2 separate regions of the Mus musculus genome follow, and region 2 is linked to region 1. Evidence: chromatin loops called from intact Hi-C (ENCODE). Cell type or tissue: heart. All regions are shown on one strand. Each heading gives the region's core, and the rest is flanking DNA. Links, peaks and the distances in the headings are about the cores only.

Region 1 (11,485 bases), core at 1,384-9,383:
AATTCAAGACCAGCCCAGGCTACATGGTAAGCCCCTTTTCTCAACTATAAACATTTTTTATTGGATGGCAGCTGTGATGATTTGGAGCCACAGCAAGCAAATAAAACAAGTTTATCCCTATACAATTTAAATTTCAAGGTAGGGTATTGAGTGATTTTTTCCCCCCCCCGTAGGACATCTATGTGTCCCAGATAGAGAATGAATGACATGGTTTGGTGAACTAAGTTCCCTGGAGTCACCTGGAGGAGTAAAAAAATGGGACATGAGAGGGAGTGACAAACCATGACACAAAAAGCCCACTCTAGCCAGGCACGCCTTTAATCTTCAATCCCAGGACTTGGCAGAAGCAGGTGGATCTCTGCGAGTTCCAGGACAGCCGGGGCTATTACACAGACAAACCCATCTCAAAAAACCATGCATAAAATAAAAAGCCCACTGCAGATGTCAAGGGCGGTGGAGGAAAGCTGAATCCCCTGGATTCCGTGAACAAATTCCCGGCATCCTCTCCGCCCTGGATCTCCACCGCATTGTTTCTCCAGCCCCCAAATTAATGACCCCACCCCCACCCCAGATAGGGTTCTGTTTGCCCAGGGTGGCCTCAAACAAGCATAACCTTGAGTACTCCTGCCACCAGCTGCGAGCACTAGAAGTAAGGGGACCAGATTATTAACCTCAAGGGGGAACCTGTTGGTTTTTGTTGTTGTTGTTTGTTTGTTTTTCGAGACAGGGTTTCTCTGTGTAGCCCTGGCTGTCCTGGAACTCACTCTGTAGACCAGGCTGGCCTTGAACTCAGAAATCCGCCTGCCTCTGCCTCCAGAGTGCTGGGACTAAAGGCGTGCGCCACCACCGCCCGGCTGAACCTGTTGAATCTTGTGTTTGGCGGGCTGCCTTGCCTGAGACTTGGAACCGCCCCTCCTTCCTCTGGGAGGGGATGCTGTAGTTCAGAGGGAACAGCTTTGCAAGGGGAGACACAGGCTGACCTAAATCACATGGCGATGACTTGGAGAAAGAGCTGCTTGAGGTGGGGACTTAGGAGAGTGAGCCAGGGGGCTGGAGAGATGGCTCAGAGGTTAAGGGCACTGGCGTTCTTCCTGCGGTCCTGAATTCAATTCCCAGCAACCACATGGTGCTTCATAGTATTGATACTGGGATCTGGCATGCAGACAAAATAGTGTATACATATTAAATAAAATGAGAGAGAGAGAGAGAGAGAGAGCGGGAGCGAGCTCAGGTCATGACTCTGGTTTTTCGAGACAGGGTTTCTCAGTATATAGCCCTGGCTATCCTGGAACTCACTCTATAGAGACCAGGCTGGCCTCAAACTCAGAAATCTGCCTTGCCTCTGCCTCCCAAGTGCTGGGATTAAAAGGCCTGCACCACTATTGCCTGGCTGGGTCAGGACTCTTAAGAATGGTATCTGTGAGCCGGGAGGTGGTTGTGTATGCCTTTAATGCCAGCACCTGTGGGCAGGTGGATCTCTGAGTCACGCATGTGCAGACAGTACTTGTGGAAGTCAGAGGGCAAATTTGAGGAGTCTGTTCTCTCCTTCGATCATGAGGGTTGCAGGGATTGACCTCAGGTCATCATTTGGCAACAGGCCCCTTTATCCACTGAGCTGCCTATGTTAGCCCAGGGCAGAACTCTTCAACAGGACCAATTGAATAGAGTCCTTGATGAATCAGGAAAGCAAGCCACGTCTTTGTTTGTTTTGGTTTTGTGTTTCAAGCCAGGGGCTCTCTGTGTGACAACCTTGGCTGTCCTGGAATTTACTATGACCAGGCAAGCCTCGAACTCACAGAGGTCCAACTGCCTCTGCCTCCTAAGTGCTGGGACTAATGGTGTGCACCACCGCTGCCACTGCCGGGCTCCCAGATTCCCTTTTAAGGCTTATTCATTTTTATGTGTATGAGCAGCAGTTCTCAACGTGTGGGTGGCAAACATCACTGCCTGGCTGCCCTGTTGTTATTAAGGATGTGAGCATTTCAGGAGGAGGGAACAGCAGTTATAAAGACGCCCAAGAGTCCATGATTTAGAAGTGACAATTGGGATGAAATGCTCGTCTTGTTTTGGGGTATGTGATGTTAGGGATTGAACATGAGGGACGAGGCACACATTAAATAGCATTTGTACCAACTGTGTTAGATAACCTTGATTTCTGGAATATTATGCTTTTAGCCTACCCACAGGTTGAGAACCAATGATCATACGCATAAAAATAAATAAGCCTTGTGGGGTTGGGGGGAGCAGGAGAGATGGAGATGGCTCAGTGGTTAAGAGCACTGGCTGCTCTTCCAGAGGGAGGTCTGGAGTTCAATTCCCAGCAACCACATGGGGAGCCATGACCAACTATAAAGGGATCTGATGCCCTCTTCTGGCAGTCAGGTGTACTTGCAGGCCAAGCACTCGGAGGTGGAGGGTGGGGGGGTAAAGTGTGGGAAGCCAGGCAATGGTGGCTCACACTTTTAGTCCCAGCACTTGGGAGGCAGAGGGAGGAGAATCTCTGTGAGTTCCAAGCAACCCAGTCTACAGAGTGAGCTGCAGGACAGCCCAGGCTAGCTACACACAGAAACCCTGTTTCCAGGTTGGGGGTGGGGGTGGTGGTGGTGGTGGTGGTAGATGAGCCTCTGTTAAGAATTTTCATTTTCAAAAATATTGTTAAGCCCAGCCTGGTGGTACATGTCTTTAATTCCAATATTTACTAGAAATGGGTGGATCTCTGTGAGTTTGGTGCCAGCCAGGGCTACATAGGAAAGCCTTGCCTTATACAAAAACAAAAACAAAAGAAAAACAGAAAAGGTTGTTAAAATATGGACTGGCTTAAGCATACTTTTTATCATACCCCAAAGATAAACCCTAGGTATAACTGAACATGAAATCATCACTGTTGCCCTGACAACAGGAGCATAATTGCTAGGACCAGGTCACTTGGTTTACTCCTGGGTGATCTCTGCGTGTTACTCACACCGTGTTTGTTCTAGTTTCCTTTCTGTTGTGAAAATAATCTGGAAAAAAAAAAGGCAACAGGAAAGGGTTTATTTGGGTTACACTTATAGGCCACAGGCCATCTTGGAGGGAAGTCAGGGGAAGAACTTAAGCAGAAGCTTAAAGCTGAAGCCACAGAGGAACCATGCTTGCTGTACCACTTCAGCTACCTATCTGTTACATCTGAGGGTTTCACTAGGTAGCCTTGGCTGGCCAGGAACTCAGTATGTAGACCAGGCTAAGCCTCAAACCCTGACTCTGCCTCCAGAGTGTTGAGATTAAAGCCATTAAAGACACCAAGACAGGTTCAGCCAGTTTCTCCAGTCCAATTACACCGTCCCAGGGAATGGTGCTGCCCACAGTAGACTGGATTCTTTCTACTCAGTTATCAAGACACCCTCCCACCCACCACTGCCTTTGTTGGTGTGACAATCTTATACCTAGGGACTCCTTGCTGAGGCTTCCTTTCTCAGCTAACTCCAGACTGTGACAAAGTGAGCATTAAATCTAACTAGAGGCCTGGAGAGACAGCTCGGGGGTTAATACTAGTGTTCTGTAGTTTCAAAATTATATGAAGTTTGGTTTTGAGTATCCACCCTGCCTGCCCTTGGTTTTGAGTACTCACAGTGGACAGCTTACAACTAACTGTAATAATTACATCTCCAAGGGGATTTAGCATTCTCTTCTGGCTGCCAGAATACACCTGATATATATAGACAGACAGACACTTATTTTTAAAAAGCTAACTTGGAAATTATGAGAATCTCATTTTTTTTTTCGAGACAGGGTTTCTCTGTATAGTCCTGGCTGATCCTGGAACTCACTCTGTAGACCAGGCTGGCCTCGAACTCAGAAATCCACCTGCCTCTACCTCCGGAGTGCTGGGTTCAAAGGCATGCGCCACCATGCCCAGCGAGAATCTCATGTTTTAAGATAGGGACAGCAGCACCCATGTCAAAGAACTGTTGTGAGACCAAAGGGAACCCAGCAACTGTTGAATATCGCCTACTGTTAGTGTTGGCACAGGGTCTTACCAACTCCAAGCCTGGCCCTCAACTCACAATCAATGACCATAAACTTCTAATCTTTGATTCTGTAACTCCCAAGTCCTGGAACTTTAGGCACATGCTACCTACCACATGCCCAATTAATGCAGATTCTGTGGCTTGAATCCAGAGCATCATGCATACTGGACACACTCTACCAACTGAACTGTATCTCCAGTTCTGACAATATCTTATTGTAACACATATTAAAACCTTCAGCCTGATGCCGGGCAGTGGTGGTGCACGCCTTTGATCCCAGCACTCGGGAGGCAGAGGCAGGTGGATTTCTGAGTTCAAGGCCAGCCTGGTCTACAGAGTGAGTTCCAGGACAGCCAGGGCTACACAGAGAAACCTGGTCTGGAAAAACCGAAAAAGAAAAAGAAAACAACAACAACAACAACAAAATCTTCAGCCTGGGGTGGTGGTGTGTACACACATTTCAGCACTCAGGAAGCAGAGGCAGAGGTAGGCAGATCTCTTGTGAGTTCTTGGCCACCCCAGTTTAATAGCAAATTTTAGGATAGCTATAGTTATATAGAGAGGCTCTGTCTCATTCCCTCCCCTAAACCTAAACAAAAACCAAACTTTCAGAAATGACATTTGTGTAGAATTCTTTCTTGTACAATATCCTATCTTATGTCTCCCCCATTTCACTGTTTGTGGTGGTGGTGGTGGTGGTGGTGTGTGTGTGTGTGTGTGTGTGTGTGTGTATGTGCACACATGCATGTGCATGAGTACCTGTGCCCCCTTCATCCCTCCTCCCACCCCACCCCCGCATTCAAGTGCATGAGGGTGCCCATGTAGAGGCCAATATCAATCCTTTTTTTTTTTTTTTGGTTTTTCGAGACAGGGTTTCTCTGTGTAGCCCTGGCTGTCCTGGAACTCACTTTGTAGACCAGGCTGGCCTCGAACTCAGAAATCTGCCTGCCTCTGCCTCCCTAGTGCTGGGACTAAAGGCGTGCGCCAGCACGCCCAGCTACATCTATCCTTTTTAAAGGCCTGGAACACATAAATCAGGCTATGCTGACTAGCCAGTGAGCCCGGGAATCTTCCTCTACCTCCCAAAGGGTAGCATTTTAAGTGTGGGCCAGCTTTTCAAAAACAGGGCTTTTAAGGATCGAACTCGGGTCCTTGGGCTTTTTGCTGCAATCACGTTAGCAAACCAATTACCTCCTGAGCTTGTGATCGCCTCTTTATATGTCAGAGCCCAGAGAGTTGTGAACTGGAGACCAGTTACCTCCACAGTAACTGGAGCTGGAGGAGGGGAGGGAGAAAAAGCCAGAAGAGTTAAAATACATTCTTGCTGTGCTCTTTTAATTGAAAAACCCTAAAAAAGGCATACACACCAGGAAACTACTTACTTAACAATTAATTAGTGAGGAAAAACACTAGAGCAGTAAACTTAAAACCCTGTCAAAAAGTCCAGGTGACCAGCACGGAGGATCTTGGTTACAGCTGGAAAAGAGTTTTTAACAGGTCTTTCAGGTTTCCTGTAGGAAATAAGATGGAGACAAAAATCAGTGATTTCCCCCAAGTCGTAGGAAGAGCACTAGACACTAGAAGGGGTTTGTTTTCTCTCCTCTGGAGATGAGGTGGTTCACTCTTGCTCGTGAGATTCTGAAACTCACAATAATGCCCAGGCAGGACTCCAACTCAAGATCCTCCTGTCTCAGGTTCCTGAGTGAAAGGAAAAGAGGTCATAGTCACTAGTAGGTTGTTTTGTTTATATCTACACATATATATTTATATAGAATTTGTTTATTTTATATATGAGTACACTTGCTGTCTTCAGACACACCAGAAGAGGGCATCCTATTACAGATGGTTGTGAGGCACCATGTGGTTGCTGATAATTGAACTCAGGAACACTGGAAGAGCAGTCAGTGCTCTTAACCGCTGAGCCATCTCTCCAGCCATATATAAAGATGGCGTCTGGCTGGCCTCCAGCTCTGGGACTAAGGATAAGCATAACCAGGAACTTCCATGAACCTCTATCTCCCGAATATTAAGATGAGGGTCCTATTTACAGAGTGCCAGTGATTAATCCCAGAGTCTTATGCTTACTAAGTGAAAACTATCAACTCAACTGTGCTCTCAGCCTCCCCTTTCCTGTCTCCTATAGGTCAGGCTGGCCCCATACTATGTAGCCAATGGTCTCGAACTTTTTTTTTTTTTCCTGAGACAGGGTTTCTCTGTGTAGCCCTGGATGTTTTGGAGCCCTTCAGTAGACCAGGCTGGCCTCAAACTCAGAAATCTGCCTGCCCCTGCCTCCCAAGTGCTGGGATTAAAGGTGTGCGCCACCACCGCCCAGCAATCTTGAACTTTTAAATGTCTTGTTCATTTTTATGTGTTTAAGTGCGCGTATGTCTGTGTGATATACATGCAGCGTCCTCACAGGGCAGAATAGGGTGTTGGATCCCCCTTGAACTTGAGCTATGGACGGTAACGAGGCATCTAATACAGGTGCGGGGATCCTAAAAGGCAAGAGCTGCAAGGGCTCTTAATGGCTGAGCCATCTCTCCAGCCTCTGACCTTGAACTTCTGACCCACTCTTTCACTTTGCTAGTTCAAAGAGGCATAGAGGTGGGCACTATCATGCCCAGTTTCTGTCTGCTGGCTTGCTGGGTTTTGGTTCTGTCAACTCGACATAAACTAGAGTCATCTGGAAAGATACCTCTATTGTAAGACTGGTCAGAGACAAGTCAGTGCGGGGATTTTTCTCAACGCTCAGCTCACTGTGGGCGGTATCACCCGGGGCTGATAGTCCTGGGAGGTACAAGAAAGGTAACTGAACATGAACCTCTGGGAACTGTGCTTCCGGTTCCTGCCTCTGGGTTCCTGCCCTGACTTCAGGAAGGGCTGTAAGCTTTAAGGTGAAACAACCCCTTTCCTGCCCAAGTTGCAAGCAAAAGTTCACGGTGTTTATTACAGCAATTGGAAGCAAACAAGGAGGAGGGGCAGTTTTGTTTTGGGACAGTGCCTCAAAGAGTGTTCCTGGTTGGCCTCCAATTCCAGCGGTCTCCTGAGCACAGAGGCTGGAGATGGATTACAGGTGTGAGCCACCCTGCCAAGATGGATTTCCTCGGACATTTCCCTATATTTCCAATGTAGACTTTTCTCACACAATTGCAAACTTCCAAACGGTGGAGACTTTCACCAGCAGCCGGGAAACCCCTGGGTCGGGGATCGGGAGCCAGCACAGTTATGATTAACGCTGGGAAGTCTCAGAAGCAGATGACAGGTGAATATGGTGGCCAGACCTGTCATCTCAGGACTAGAGAAGCTGAGGCTTGCTACACACCATGGAATCCTGGGCTACGGGCATCATCAATAAAACAAAACCACACAGCAGGGAATCATGGCCCATGCTTGAAACTTTAGCATTTTAAGGTAAACGCTGGAGGGGTGATGAGTTCGAGGTCAGTTTAGGAGACAGTGTCAGAAATGAGAAGAAAAGGAAAGGAAAAGAGAAGAGAGTAAAAAAAGAATTGGACATTGTGGCTCATGTCTTAGCATCCCAGCCCATCCATGGAAGCTGGATGCAGGACAATCTGGAGTCCAAGGTAATCCTCTGCTACACACTGAGTTCGAGGCCGACCTGAGATATACATTCTACTCCCTACCCAACACCAATGGGCTCCGCCTGCCCATACCCGCTCAAGCGTGGCGTGTGCTCAGGCCAGGCGTGTGCGCGGCCGCGGTTGCAGCTGGCGCTGGCGCCGCTTGCGCTGCCCGTTGAGCAGTATCTGCGCCACCTTGCGCTCGTGGCCGCCGGGCACCGGGTAGTTGGTGCGTAGCTGCTGCTCGCGCCGCGTCCGGCCCTTGCTGCGTCCAGCCCCAGAGGCCGGGAAGTCACGCAGGTAGTAGTAATCCAGGCAGTCGTACACCTCCTCTTCGAAGCCGACGGTGGGCAGCGCCTCCGGCGGCGGCGGGCGGGCTCGAGTCCTTGGGCCGGAGACAGAAGGACGAGTTGGAGGGTCCATCGCCGATGCGCTCCGCCCGCCGCCGCCGCTGGTCACTCCGCCGGAATGCCCCACCCAGTGCTCCTATTGGCTCCGCTGTAGGGAGCGCTCTGTGACCTCACAGGGGGCGTGGCTTCCATGCTTCTTTGTTCCAGATGCGGAATTGTGTTTCTTCGCGGGGTCCGAATTGTAAATAAGTATAATAAACCTGGTTTCGCTGGTTAAAACCTGAAGGGACGGAATTGGGGAATGTGACTCAGTAGAGTGCTAGCATGCACAAAGGCCTGGGTTCCATCCCCATCACTGTATAAGTCAGGTGTGGTTGTGCACACACCTATAATCCTAACACTGCGATAAAAGACGAGGAGCTCTGGCCAAATGAATTTGCTAGCCTAGTTTGGGTTCATTTGTGCAAAAAGAAAACTGGCTTGCTGAATTGCTTTAACTTTGTTCTTGTGACAAGAAAATTCTCTTCACGACATTACTATTTCATTGTTATAACCAAATGTTTGGCAATAATCTGTTTAGGGAAGGTTATTTTTTTGGCTCATCGTTTGAGAATACAATCAGCTAAGACACGGTGGGCAGGATCTTGAGGCTACTTATTCAATCTGCATTCGTCCATTAGGAAGCAAAGAAAGGGGAATTCTAGCATCTTGCTTGTGTTTTTTTTTTTTTTTTTTTTTTGGTACCCCCCCCCCTCCATTTTTATTCAAGTTCCCAGCCTACTGATGATGCAGCTACATTCAAGGTGGGTTGTCTCTCTCCAATCTATAATCTCTGGAAATTCCCTCAACAAATCTACACAAAGGCATGCTTCATAAGTTAAGAAGACAGACTTACTAAACATCACAAGTAGCATGTTAGAGCCAAGGGGCTGGAGAGGGTTTAGTGGTTATGATCTTGCAGAGGATCTGGGTTCTACTCCCAACACTCACATGGTAGCTCAAAACTGTCTACATCTCCAGTCCCAGGGGACCTGAAGCCCTTTTCTGGCTTCCTGGGGCATACATACAAGCAGGCAAAACACTCATTCACACAAATAAATGCATGTAAATGTAAAAGTAATGTGTGTGCACATGGATGTTGTGAGACCCTGGCTTAAAGCATTTCTCCCTGAAAGGTAAACCCCTAAAACATTTCCCCAAGCTTGTTTTCCCTGATCTTTAAAAATACAGCTAGAAAGAAGCTCTTTGTTCTCTATAGCCAGCAAAAGGCTTTTTTGTTTCTATACTGTACAACCAGAGATGCCGGCCTTCCTGTGCCGAGGACACAGAGATAAAAATTCAGAAAGAACTCACTCCCCACTCCTGTCTTGTCACCAAGGACACCCGGAAGAGAAGAACTCCTCCCAACTCCTCCCAATTCCTCAGCTAGCTGTTAAAAGCCCCCTACTGTCACCTCTGGGGTCGAACTCCCCTGCCCTGCGAGGCTCCAGGGGTTCGTCCTCAGCTAGCTGATAATAAAACCTCTTGCAGCTTGCATCAGGTGTGGTTTTCTCTCGGGATGGTGGGGTGTTGGCCAGTTCATCCCAGGACTTGAATGGAGGCCCAGCATCCGGGGCCTTACAATGTCAGAGGATAGTTTTTGGAAATCTATTCTCTCCTCCCACCCAGTGGGTCCTGTGGGTTGAACTCAAAACCTCAAGCTTGGTAACACCCACCTTTATCTGATGAACTATCTGAATGGCCCCCACATGATTGTTTTAAAGAAAGACAATCATTAATAGATCTCATCCTTAAAGCAACACGGATATCGGACTTAACAAAGTATCTTGAGGATTAATCCCAGGGTCTCAAACGTACTAAGCACTACCACTTTGCTAATCCTCAGGCCAACAAAGTTTATCAATTTATCAGTGTACAACAGTAATTTTAGCATTTAGGAAGAAGCAAAGGCAGGCAGGACTCTGTGAATTCAAGGCCAGCTTTGTTTACATAGTAAGCGCCAGGCCAGCAAGGACTACATAAATGAGCCTACCTCTCAAAACAAATAAACATAATGATGTTAGTTAGACTCAGTGGGGTCGTGGTGGTGGTGGTAGTAGTGCTAGTATAAGCCTGTAGTGCTAGCTCTCAAGTGGTTGACACAGAAGGGTTACCTCAAGTTCCAGGCTAGTCTGGACTGCAAGGTGAAATCTTGTTTCCAAAAAAAAAAAAAGGACAATCCTTCACACATATACTCAAACCCCAAGAATGCTGACTGACAAAACTAAAGTAAAACATGGACAGAGAGTTAAAGATGGAGCATACTTATAATCCCAGCACTCGGGAGGGAAAGGCAAGTGGATGTCTGTGAGTTCAAGGTCAGCCTGGTCTGGTCTAGAGAGTTCTAGGACATCCAGGGCTACACAGTGGAAGTCCTGTCTGGAAACAAAACAAAACAAAAACTAACAAACAACAAAAAGCTAAAGGAAGTCCAATGTATGAGCATCTGTGAGGTCCATGCCAGCCAGGACGACATGGGGAGGCTGTCTCAAAAACCGCAGTGACATGACACATGCCTGATGGCAAGGGAACAAGTTTAAGGTCATTCTTAGCTACATATCTTGAGACAAACAAGTCTTCCGAGATGGCTAAGTGAGGAAGTGCATTTATTGTTCAAGCATTGCTCAAGCATGCACACGCACGCGTGCGCACACACACAAATAATAAAAATAAAAACAGCTTTAGGGCTAGCAAGATGACTTAATAGATCTAGAAGCACTTCTATACAGATCTGATGACTGAGTTTCAACCCCAGATGGCATTAAGGTGGCAGGACACACACCCATACCCACATCAAACTTACTCGTTTACTCTAAGTGGTACTTTGATTTGAATGCAGCCCCCAAGAGCTTTCCTCAGAGCTATACACACAGATGCACAAGTACACACACTCACATACAACTCACTCATTTACTGTTTATGGTAGTTAAAGTCTCTCAGTAGAAGTTTGACTTTTTGTTGTTTTCTTGAAACACAGTTTCTCTATGTAGCCCCGTGGAACTGGCTGTGTAGAGCAGGCTGGCCTCAAACTCAGAGATCCCGCCTGCCTCTGCCTCCCAAGTGTTGGGATTAAAGGTGTGTGCCACAATGCCCAGCCCTTTTTAAAAATTCTTTCATTTGCTTTGAGGCAGGGTCTCACTCTGTAGCCTTGGCTGGTCTGTAAGACATGTGTCATTGCATCTGGCACTGGAGGTGGGCTTTCATTCCTATCCTGTCTTGGTTTACCGACTCGGCTTCCTACTTACAGTAGAGGCTGTGAGCTCTCAGTATACTGCTCCAGCCATCCTGCCTACTGCTTGCTGCTTGCAAGCCATGAAGAACTTAACCCTCTGAAACTGTAACCCCAAATAAAGTCTTCTGTTAAGTTGCCTTGGTCATGGTGTTTTCTCACAGCAACAGTGCAGTGACTAATACAGTTGGTTTCTAGACAGGGTCTCACTGGCTCTGATTAGCCTTGAGCTCAAGAGGCCCATCTGCCTCTGCCTCCAAAGTGCTGGGATTAAAGACG
Region 2 (11,485 bases), core at 2,016-10,015, 95 kb before region 1:
GCCCAGACCAGGATTTGCAGGGGAGGGGATGAGGCCAGAAGGCCTGGGAGGGGGAGGGCAGACCTGGGAGGAAGAGGGATAGATGGGATGGGTTAGATACCAAAGCCCCAGGTTTGGGCTAGAGTAAGTTTTCTGTTTTGGTTGGTTGGTTGGTTGGTTGATTGACTGGTTTGTTTGTTTGTTTTCTGAGACATGGTTTCTCTGTGTAGCCCTGGGTGTCTGGAACTCACTCTGTGCACCAGGTTGGCCTCAAACTCAAGAGATCCACCTACCTGCCTGTGCCTCCCTAGTGCAGGGATTAAAGGCCACCTGGCTTAGACCTATCCCAAAAGATAAAAACAAACTAATAATAAAAATGTTTAAGCGGAGAGTGGATTTCTCGTGGGGGTGGGCTGGGGTTGAGGTATAACTCAGTTGCTGAGGACACAGTAGGCCAGGCTCCAGGGGGTCCCCCAAGCTCACCTTTTGCTGGTCTTACGCCTCCAGATTCATCGTGAGAACATGAAACAGGCGCTCAGCCCTGACATGCTGGCCACGGACCTCGCCTACTACCTGGTCCGCAAAGGGGTGAGTGTGAAGCAGCCAGGGGACAACCGTGTCACAGGAGAAAACAAACTCCCAACCACCCTCTGCCTATGTCTATAGATGCCATTCCGCCAGGCCCACGAGGCCTCAGGGAAAGCTGTGTTCATGGCAGAGACTAAAGGAGTGGCTCTCAACCTGCTGTCGCTACAGGAGCTGCAGACCATCAGGTGTGGCGGACCCCTCCCGCTCACCACCGCCCTTACCCCCTATGCCCCCTCACTCCCAGCCCCCCATCTGCATCTTCATGCTCTGCTGCATCCCAGAAGCTGATCCTGGGCAGCTGCAGGCTGAGATGCCCTGGCTACTCTGACCCCATCCTCTTTCTCCCCAGTCCCCTGTTCTCAGGTGATGTGAGTCACGTGTGGGACTACAGTCACAGCGTGGAACAGTACAGTGCCTTGGGTGGCACAGCGAAATCCAGTGTCGAATGGCAGATCAGGCAGGTGCGGGCCCTACTGCAAGCCCAGGAGCCCTAGATCCCGCCCACCCAAAGCTGCTCCCCAATAAAGTGGAGCCCTGAAGAAACCGAGACAAGCATATGCTTCTGCCTGTGGTCCTCATGAGTGGGCTGGGGGATTTGTTGAGCTGGCCAATGGGGTCATGAAGGAAGTAGAAAAAAACAAAACAAAACGAATGCCAATGCAAAGAGAGACAGGAACAAGGGTTTTTCCTCCTACACCTTAAATCCCAGACCCCCACCCCCCGCCTTGCAGGTAGCATAACTGTGAATGCAAGATTAACACAAAATCATAAACTTAAAACATCCTGAAGGAATGATGGAGAGATGTGTCAGTGCTTACCCTTGCGGAGAACCCGAGTTAGGTTCCCAGCACCCACATAAGGAGGCTCACAAACTTCAGGGAACTCCAGCTCTGAGGGGATCTGGTGCCCTCTTGTGGCTTCCATGGGTACTGCACTCACACCCATCACACACTCCTCATCAAGTACACATCATTTTTTAAAAATTAATAATCTTTTTGATCCAGGCTATGGTGGCTCACTACTTTAATCCCAACATTCGGGAGTCACAGGTAGGCAAATCTCTGAGTTCGAGGCCAGCCTGGTCTACAGAGGGAGCTCCAGGATAGCCAGGGCTACACAGAGAAACCCTACCTCAAAAAAGAAAGTAACCTTTTAAAAACATCACAAGGGCCAGGCAGTGGTGGTGCACGCCTTTAATCCCAGTACTTGGGAGGCAGAGGCAAGCAGATTTCTGAGTTCGAGGCCAGACTGGTCTGCAGAGTGAGTTCCAGGACAGCCAGGACTGCACAGAGAAACCCTGTCTCGAAAAACAAACAAACAAACAAACAAAAAACATCACAGGGGTCTAGGGCTACATGAGATCCTTTCTCAGTAAAACACATCAAATAAAAATACAGTACAATGCCAGTGGGGCACCACCAGTCTCCCCACCTGACATAGATCAGCAAAAGCAAGAAAGGAGGATAGAGGGAGGAAAACCTCACTTGCCATTGGAGGCAGACTGATGCAGAGGCTAGGGGAAGCACCCTGATCATCCTGGGTGGAAGAAACCCGTTCTTGGGGACACACAGAACAGGTTGGGGGACCTTCACTGTAACCTTGTCCAAAACGTCACAGAAAACAACCTTTGGGGCATTCCTGGTAAAATAGAGCACCTGTGTGCATGGTGTGAGCTTGACCTTGCGCGATATGAACTAGAGCTACAGGCAGTGCTGTGGACATTTTTGTTGTTTTGTGGACTGCGTATGTGAGGGTTTTGAGTCAGGGCTTCACAGAGCCCAGGCTGACCATGAGCTCACTAAGTAGTTAAGGATGACCTTGAACTCCTGGCCTTCCCGTTTACACCTGCCTGGTCCTAGGATCCTAGGTGTGTAGGTTTACATGCTGCTGGTAGGTGGGTGGGACACCGGCGGGGCTTTCTCCATGCTAGGCAAGCGTTCTACCAGCTGAACCCTTCAAACAAGTCAGTACCAAAAGTAGGCCAGAAAGATGGTTTCCCACAAAGCCCAATGACCTGAGAGCAATCTTCAGGAGATGACCAATGAGTCCTCACATGTTGTTCTCTAAGGTCACATGCATGTCAGGGCATGAGCACTCCCAGGCTTGTAATTCAGCAGCTCACACACAAACAAAGGCTTGGTTGGTTGGTTGGTTAGTGGCCCGGTGGTTAAGAGCACTGGCTGCTCTTCTAAAAGACCCACATTCTGTTCCCAGAACTCACATGGCAGTTCACAACTCCAGCTCTAGGGGACCCAACTCCCTCATCTGGTCACCTTGGAGAGACACACACACACACACACACACACGACATCTATTCACACATCTGTTTTTAAAAGAACTAAGGGGGGTAGAGAGAGGGTTCACCAAAATGGCTCAGAGGTTAAGATCATTGACTGCTCTTCTAGAGGTCCTGAGTTCAATTCCCAGCAATCACATGGTGGCTCACAACCATCTGTAATGGGATCTGATGCCCTCTACTGGTGCGTCTGAAGATAGCTACAGTGTACTCATTATCTATATCAAAAAAATAAATTTTAAAAAATGTTAAGCTGGACAGTGGTGGCGCACATCTTTAATCCCCGCACTTGGGAGGCAGAGGCAGGCGGATTTCTGAGTTCAAGGCCACCTGGTCTACAGAGTGAGTTTCAGGACAGCCAGGGCTACGCAGAGAAACCCTGTCTCTTAAAAAAAAAAAGTTAAGAAATATATTTGTATCTAACAGATACTGGAGAGAGCCTGAGGTCCTGGTTCCCTTCCCCACAGGAAAGGACTGGGTATCCAGTCTCAGCTAAATTTATACCTGCTCTGTTCTCCGTGAATCATTAGATAGCAGAGGTGCATCAAAGAGGAAATTAGACTTCTCTTTTGCTTATCACCAAAGTATAAATTAATCCATTTTCCTTTTAGCAACTTGTTTCCTAATTTCTTTGAGATACAGGGAAACTGAGGCAGTAGGTTAGTGAACCAGAAGTATAAACAAAGCCAGTCATGAGAGTTCATGCTTAGGGCTAGAGAGAAGGCTCAGCAGTTAAGAGCACTGACTGCTCTTCCGGAGGTCCTGAGTTCAAATCCCAGCAACCACATGGTGGCTCACAACCATCTGTAATGAGATCTGACGCCAGCTACTGGGGTGTCTGAAGACAGCTACAGTGTACTTACATATAATAAATAAATCTTTAGAAGAGAGAGAGAGAGAAAGTTCAAAAGGCTGAGGCAGGAGGATCACTTTGTGTCAGGCTAGCCTGATCTACATAGATGGCACACACACACACACATATTTACACACACACACCAAGACCACATGCAATTAGGCCAGAACTGCATAAAAATGAGTGGGAAGAGCAGCTGGAAGCTCATCTGGAAGTTCAGCTTAAGATAGTTCTTCTTCAGAAGTTAACCTGCTATTTTTCAGTGTGTTAATTTTCCATATAAATAATTGTATTTTTATTACTTACTTTTAATTTTTAGAAAATATTCACGTACATGAAGTGTTTTGCACACCACATGCGTGCCAGGTGCCCACAGATGTCACTAGAGAGTGTCAGATCCCCTGGAACTAGAGTTTTGGACAGTTGTGAACCTCCATGTAATTGAACCTGGGTCAGCAGGTTCTGTGCTCTGAACTGCCTTAAAACCAAGATACTGGCACATGGGTCCAAATCCCAACTCAGAACAGGACAGAACACGATGGATGGGAGCCTAAGGTCACTTGGCTCATCAACTTCCTGGCCAGTCTGGGCTATGTGAGACTCTGTTTCCAAAAAAAAAAAAAAAAAAAAAAAAAAAAAAACCTCTAGCCAGATGTGGCGCGGTGCACACCTTTAACTCCAACACTTGGGAGGCAGAGGCAGGCAAATCTCTGTGAGTTTCAGATTAGTCAAGGCTACAAAGTGAAAAACTATGTAAAAAAAAAAAAAAAAAGTCCCCCAAAGTCTCATGTCTCAATGGTCAGTTGTCCAGCTGGTAGACTTTCGGGAGACATGAGCATCTAACTTGAACAATGGATTAGCCTATTCATAAGTTCTCACTGAGTGGACCATATTGAGGTAGGACCTCAGTAGGAGCATGTCACTCTGGGTATGTTTTTGATTCTTTTTCCAAGACCTTTCCTCTTCCTCTTTTGGTTTTGTTTTGCTTATTTGTTTATTTAGTTTTCCAAGACAGGTTTTCTCTGTATAGCCCTGGCTGTCCCAGAACTCCCTATGTAGATCAGGCTGGCCTTAAACTCAGAGATCCACCTGCCTCTGCCTCCTGTGTGATGGGATGAAAGATGTGCGCCACCAGTGCCCAGCAGGAATTTGATCATCTATAAGATGACTGAACATTACCTTGCACAGCCTAATTATCCTTAATAAGAATTTAGCAGCTTTAATAAGATTAGGACTTGGGGCTGGAGAGATGGCTCAGATATTAAGAGCACCGGCTGCTCTTTCAGAGGTCCTGAGTTCAATTCCCAGGAACCACATGGTGGTGCTTAGCCATCTATAATGAGATATGGTGCCCTCTACTGGCCCACAGGCATACATGCAGGTAGAATGCTGTGTACATTAGAATTAGTTGCTTTAAAAAAAAGATTAGGATTTTATATTTTTTCTGTTTTTCTTTTGTTTCATTTTTTCCTTTATTGAATATTTTCTTTATTTACATTTCAAATGCTATCCCCTTTCCAGGCCTTCCCTCCAGAAACCTCCCATCTCATCCCCCTCCTTGTGTGGTATCTGCAGATAGGGGCAAACAACCTGAAAAGCTTAAGTATTTGTTAGCTTAGAAAGTCATTAAGTTGTAGAATAGGTATCTATAACCCAGAGGTTTAAACAGAAAAGAATAAAAACTGCACAGCTACAGGAACTCAGAAAAGGTTGGCATCAGGTTATCTTGTTTTCTTTATGGATTTTTGTTTTACAGATTGATAGCGCACACCTTTAATCCCAGCACTTGGGAGGCAGAGACAGGCAGGTTTCTGAGTTCGAGGCCAGCCTGGTCTACTAAGTGATTTCCAGGACAGCCAGGGCTATACAAGGTTTTAAGCCCTGTCTTGAAAAACCAAAATCAAACCAAACCAAAACAAAAAGTAGATTTTTAACCATATCCAACAAGCTTATAAATCTTGAGGTACAGAGAATTTACATTTTAAAGATTTATTTATTTATTTATTTATTTATTTATTTAGTTTATATGAATACACTGTCCCTGTTTTCAGACACACCAAAAGAGGGCATCCAATCCCTTTACAGGTACTTGTGAGCCACCATGTGTTTGCTGGGAATTGAACTCAGGACCTCTGGAAGAACAGTCAGTGCTCTTAATCGCTGAGCCATCTCTCCAGGCCCAGAGAGTTTATATTTTAGCTTTTTAAAACTATATGGTATCTTTTCCTGGGCTGTTTTTTTTTTTCCTTTGTCCTGGAGATGGCCTTATGACCCAGATAATCTTGCTGGGGCCTCCAAATATTAAGGAGTTTGTGACCCATGGAAAAAGACCATAGACTAGAAACAATTGTAATTAAAAAACTTTATTGATCAGCTGCTAGCAGGATGAACAGTCTCTGATCCAAATTTGAGATTGCCATGAAGGAAGGCTATGGGTAAGACTTTTAAAGGAAAAAATCACACGAAGACCTTCAGTATCTAGGCAAGCAAGTACAAACTGTTCTCTTCTGCCAGGTTCAGCAGTTAAGGCAACTCAAAACAATCTTTGAATATCTACATAAGCAAAGTACAGAAGCAAACCCAGCAGTTAGCCATGTTATAACAAGTATATAGACACAGCTGCACAGTTTTGGGTGGGGGTCACTGAGTCAGGGTTACTGGGGACTATAACCAGAAACAAAGGGCTGGTGAGAACCAAGATGGATGCCTAGCATAAAATGGAGCTTCTTTAGCCAGAAAGACGCTCATTCATTTACTCATGATTGAGAGAAGTTGAGTTTGGGACAGTTTACTCATTAAGGACAAAGACGGAAGAGTTCGCTCATTAAGGACAAGTGTTGGGAGTGACCCTGTTTAAATGTTAACTTAAACATAAGCAGCCCTGTTTTAATGTTCACTTGTCAGCCATAAGTGCTTCCTTACAAAGTCTTGGCCTTAGTGAAAAAGTACGAGCTTAGTTGAGATTTCTGTGGGAAAAGTTGAGGCCTCTGTGGGAAAGCACTACCCCCAGTTAAGAACAAATAGCTAGCCGGGTGGTGGTGGCTCACACCTTTAATCCCAGCACTTGGGAGGCAGAGACAGGCAGGTTTCTGAGTTCAAGGCCAGCCTGGTCTACTAAGTGATTTCCAGGACAGCCAGGGCTACACAAGGTTTCAAGCCCTTCTTGAAAAACCAAAACAAACAAACAGAAACCAAACAAAACAAAAACCAAAAAAAAGAATAGCTATAGATCTTGTGGACAGGTACCTAGCAACCCATTCCGTTCTATTTCTCTTGCTGAACTTTTTACCTAGCTAATATCCTGCTTTTGGGAACAGGTGTGTTCCCCCAGATACAAAGCGATTCTGCGTCATCCCTCTCCCACACCCTGCTTCTGTGAGCATAAAACCTGGAATAATAAAATTTGACAGCTTGATCCATCAGACTTGCTGTCTGTCCTTGTGTTTCTTGCCCCCCATTCTCTCCACGGGCGCTTCCTCAGACCCTGTTCAGCTGTCTCAAGGGCCGGGACAGACAAGGATACAAAGGCTTCCAGGAGAAGGGAGAGTCAAAACCCGGAATCAAAGCAATTTAGTCAAGCATAGATGACATTTGTATGCTGTTAATGGGATTGCAACTTAAGAAAACACAGATTTAGTTACAATAGTAGGCTCAGGTTCTTCAAAACAGCCCTGGTATTTATAGCTTAAACAGACTGGCCTGGGAGGTGGCCCAGTTGGTAAGTCGGTTGCTGGGCAGGCATGAAGAGTTTGAATCTGAATTCCCCAGCACTCACATAAAAATCAGGGCACAAAGCACCCCTAACCCCTTAGCTGGGAAGACAGTAAAAGGTGAATCTTTGGCTCCAGCCAACCAGTTTAATGGGGTTCGTGAGCTCCAAGCTCAGTCCCAACATACAAGGCAGAGGGGCTTCTGAGATGGCTTAGTGAATACAGGTGTCTGCTCCCAAGTCTGATGACTGAGTTCTGTCCTTGGGACTTACAGGGTAGAAGGAGGAACAACTCCAGCCAGACATCATCTGATCTTCACACAGTGCAGGCACACATGCAAATTAATATATAAATAAACAAACTAAGATATAATAAGATGGATGGGACTGCAGACAGGGCTCAGGGTTTAAGAGCACTGGCTGTTCTTTCAGAGGTCCTGGGTTCAGGTCCCAGCACCTTCAAGGTGATTCACAATTATTTGTAACTTTAGTTCCAGGGGATTCAATTCTGGCCTCCAAGGGTACTTCACACACCTAGTACACACTGATAGGTGCAGGCAAAACATCCATATGTTATTTATATCTTTGAGGTTACTATGTAGCCTATCCTTCTACCTCAACATCCTGAGAGCTGGCCGTAGATGAGAAGCACCATGTCCAGTTCTAGGGAAGTTTTTTGTAGTTGCTGCTGTTCTTAGTGTTTATTTTCTGTTTCCCAGGGTTGCACTGGCATGTATGTCTATGCACCACATGGTCCAGTGCCTGTGGAGGCTAGAAGAGGTCATTCGATCCTCTAGGAGTGGAGTTAAAAAATGGTTGTGAGCTGCCATGTGGGTGCTGGGAATCAAACGGGGTCCTCTGGAAGAACAGCTAATGCTCTTAACCACTAAGCCATTATCTCTCTAGCCCTCCCCAGCAAATAAATAAATAAATAAGTCAGTCCTTTTAAAAAAAGGATTGACCTTTAACCTCTACCTGCACACGGTCATGTGTATACACACATCTGAAGCAGGCACCTGAAACATAAACACTCAAATATAAATAAGTGGATTGGAAGCTAGCATACCTGTGCTTGGCCAGTTTTACTCATGCTGAGAATCATTTCTTCTGTTCAGCGTCACCCCCAACCCCTTAACAAGCATACTGGTAATTGCAACAAAATGTAGGTATTTGTAACAACAACAACAACAAATGGGGAACCTTCTCTTGTGCTTAAGTTCAGCAGGCTTTAATAATGCTTTAGGGAGCAGGGCAGTGGTGGTGCACTCCTTTAGTCCCAGCCCTCAAGTGACAGAGGCAGGTGGATCTCTGAGTTCCAGGCCAGCCAGTTTAGACTAACTAAACAGAGCTCTCTGGAAAAACCCAAATCAAAACGAACCAAACAAAAACATTCTTTAGGGAACTTCCTTTTGGCTCAGTCTGAAAATCCAAATGCACACCTTGGGGTGGTTGTATCTTTAGTTCAACTCAAAGATTTAGGTTGAAACCTAAATGATATTTACCTCCGTTTTAAGAACTGGAAACTAACCAGGTGGCATATGCCTTTAGTCCCAGCACTCAGGAGGCAGAGGCGGGAGGTATCTCTGTGATTTTGAGCCTGGTCTACAGAGTTCCAGGACAGCCAAGGCTTCAAGACTCGCTTAGCTGTATATGTACTTGCCCAAGAGTGAAATCTGAGCACTGTTTGCTCAAGCCTGTTAGCTAGAGAGGCTGGAGTGATGGATTGGGGGTGGGGGTGGGGTGAGAGTTACTAAGACCACTTTCAGAGAATGGCTGCTGCAGGTCATGTGAACCGTCATCGCAACCTTCATTTGTGACTCGAATGACATCACACAGGTCCAGGAGACACTTCTTTCATGGCCATTGCTGTCAGTTCTACTCCCTTCCTCAGAGACCTCTAAGAAGAGACCTAGCTTCGAACCTGCCTGCGTGTCCTTTCCAGGCTTTAATAACAAACTCCCCAAATTCTTCTCAGTGTCTCTTTTGAACTCTCATCCTTTCACAGGAGTTATGAAGAAACAGTGGGATCAGGGACTTCAGGGCTTCTTTCAGATCTTAGCCTAGTGGTCCTGAGGGGCAAGCCCCAGAGTGTGAGGGAAGGAGGGGGAGATATTAATAGATGTGAGGCAGGCAGCGGCTGACGTCAGGCATATGGGGAAACGATCCAGGACTTCAAGCGACTTCCTCTTTCTGCAGAGTCCAGCCTTGGGGCCTCTAGATAGCCTTGAGCCAGCAGCTGTACAAGCGCTTGCCCTCAACCAAGTTGGCGCAGGCGGCTTCTCTCGAGAACATGTGACTCTTCCAGGTCCCGCCTCTGCCCTCCCAGAGAGGAGGCTAAAAAGCCCAGCCGCTGGTCGGTGGGCAGCCTGGCCAGTATGTCCCTAAAATGGAGTGCGTGTTGGGTCGCGCTGGGCCAGCTGCTGTGCAGCTGCGCGCTGGCTCTGAAGGGCGGGATGCTGTTCCCGAAGGAGAGCCCGTCGCGGGAGCTCAAGGCGCTGGACGGACTGTGGCACTTCCGCGCCGACCTCTCGAACAACCGGCTGCAGGGTTTCGAGCAGCAATGGTACCGGCAGCCGCTACGGGAGGTGCGCGCTCCCTGGGACCCGGGGTCTGGAAGCTTCCAGAAGTCAGGGGATGGGCGGAGGGATGCCTGTACCTGGAGATCCCCTTGTGCTCACCTAGAGGAGGTTAATATGGGTTTGCAGGCTGGGGAGGGGAGCGACCAGAGCAGGAAGTGGGACCTGGCATGCTGAGAACCGCATGGTTTCTGCTAGGCAGGCGCTGCCCCAGGCAATGGATTTTTTTGTTTTTGTTTTTTTAAAGCTTTTAATTTTACTTCATAGTGCTGGGACTTGAACCCAGGGCCCTGTGTGTGCTTGTCACTACTGAGCCTTTTGTTTATGTTTTGAGGCTGTGTCTCCTTCGATAACCTAGGCTGGCCTGGATGTCCGGGTGAATCTCTTGCTCCCACTTTAACTTTCCTGAGTGTTGTAGATGTTTGTGCACACGCCTCCTGCATCCCGGTGCACATACCTCCCATGCTCTTTCCCATCTTGTGAAAAGTAGAATCCTAGGAGATGCTACCCACTACAGAGATTTGGGGGCGGGGGTAGAGGAGGGGGGAGCAAATGTGACTTTGCACAGAGCTAGCAGAGGACCCTCATCCCTGCTCTCCTTTCCTACCTAGGTAGGGTTGGCGCAGAAGCAGGCTGAAGCAAACCTGTGTGCTCACAGTCTCCTCCTCTCTCAGATTCATTCATTCATCCTACCTCGTTTCCTATTGGGCTCTCTCCTCTTCCTCTCTTCTCTCTCTTTGTTTAAAATGTGTACCCATTATTTATGTGGGGTGGGGGGGCGCCACCCGTGTGCTACACAGTACATGTGGAGGTTGGAAGATAACTTGCTGGAGTCTGGTCTCACCTAGGTCACCAGGGATGTAACTAAGGTCATCAGGCTTAGTGGCTAGTGCCTTTAACCCACCAAGTCATCTCACCAGCTCTGTGTGTGTGTGTTTGAGACAGCGACTCACATTAACCTCCGACTCATAGCCATGTGGCTCCCTTAGCCTCCCAGGTTGCTAGAGTTACAAGTGATGAACCACCACACCTGGCTTAGACTCTCAGTTTTCAACTGCACTGCCCAGCATTCAGCAAAAGAGGAAGTAAGGAGAGGACATTGCCACCACAGGCCTTCTCTGTTTCCTTGGGGGCCCCTGTTCCCTGCTGTTGGCCTTCTTCCTTGTAGCAATGGTCACCTGCCTTTTATGTCAGGGTCTGGTCTTTCCTGTTTTAGACTGGCCTGTGGCTCTTTCCATGGAAATCTTGGCTCTGGTACTATCTGCCCTGAGAAAGAACTTGGTTTGAACAGTCTTTTTCCATCAACTGTCCTGCAGAGTTCACTTGTGGATGCAGCCAGTATTTTACAGAGTCTCTCCCCTGTGTCCCCTATGGTTCTCTAGGGTGCTGGGGGCGCAGTCGTGAAGAATAGACCCAATCCTTCTCTTTAGCCAGAGTCTCCTGTATCCTCAGGTCAGCCTCAGATATACTATGAAGCAGAGGAT

The links. Peaks named below come from ENCODE experiments on the same cell type or tissue, not always from the same donor. Only the 100,000 strongest peaks of a DNase experiment are listed, where the experiment ranks them.
Region 2: a loop joins it to region 1, with 7 times the contacts of the local background. A loop is called at or near these places in 4 of 42 quality-filtered maps.

The regions. Positions count from the first base shown.
Region 1 is chr5:129,905,118-129,916,602 of GRCm38, reverse strand. It overlaps Nupr1l (nuclear protein transcriptional regulator 1 like), which reads right to left and starts at 8,063. Exons shown (of 3, transcript NM_026916.3): 1 at 7,682-8,063; 2 at 5,657-5,705; 3 at 5,322-5,518. The coding sequence starts at 8,011. The coding sequence ends at 7,703. It also overlaps a transcript of Zbed5 not described here. In heart, for the core only: CTCF peaks have their summits at 2,369 (motif pointing left) and 7,872; DNase peaks (open chromatin) are centred at 2,412 and 8,062; H3K4me3 peaks cover 1,623 bases; H3K27ac peaks cover 1,253 bases.
Region 2 is chr5:130,001,132-130,012,616 of GRCm38, reverse strand. Gusb (glucuronidase, beta) reads left to right here and starts at 9,568. Exons shown (of 12, transcript NM_010368.2): 1 at 9,568-10,010. The coding sequence starts at 9,801. Asl (argininosuccinate lyase) reads left to right here. Exons shown (of 17, transcript NM_133768.5): 15 at 487-567; 16 at 646-752; 17 at 917-1,359. The coding sequence ends at 1,061. In heart, for the core only: CTCF peaks have their summits at 3,050 (motif pointing left) and 5,084 (motif pointing left); a DNase peak (open chromatin) is centred at 9,716; H3K4me3 peaks cover 942 bases; H3K27ac peaks cover 1,145 bases.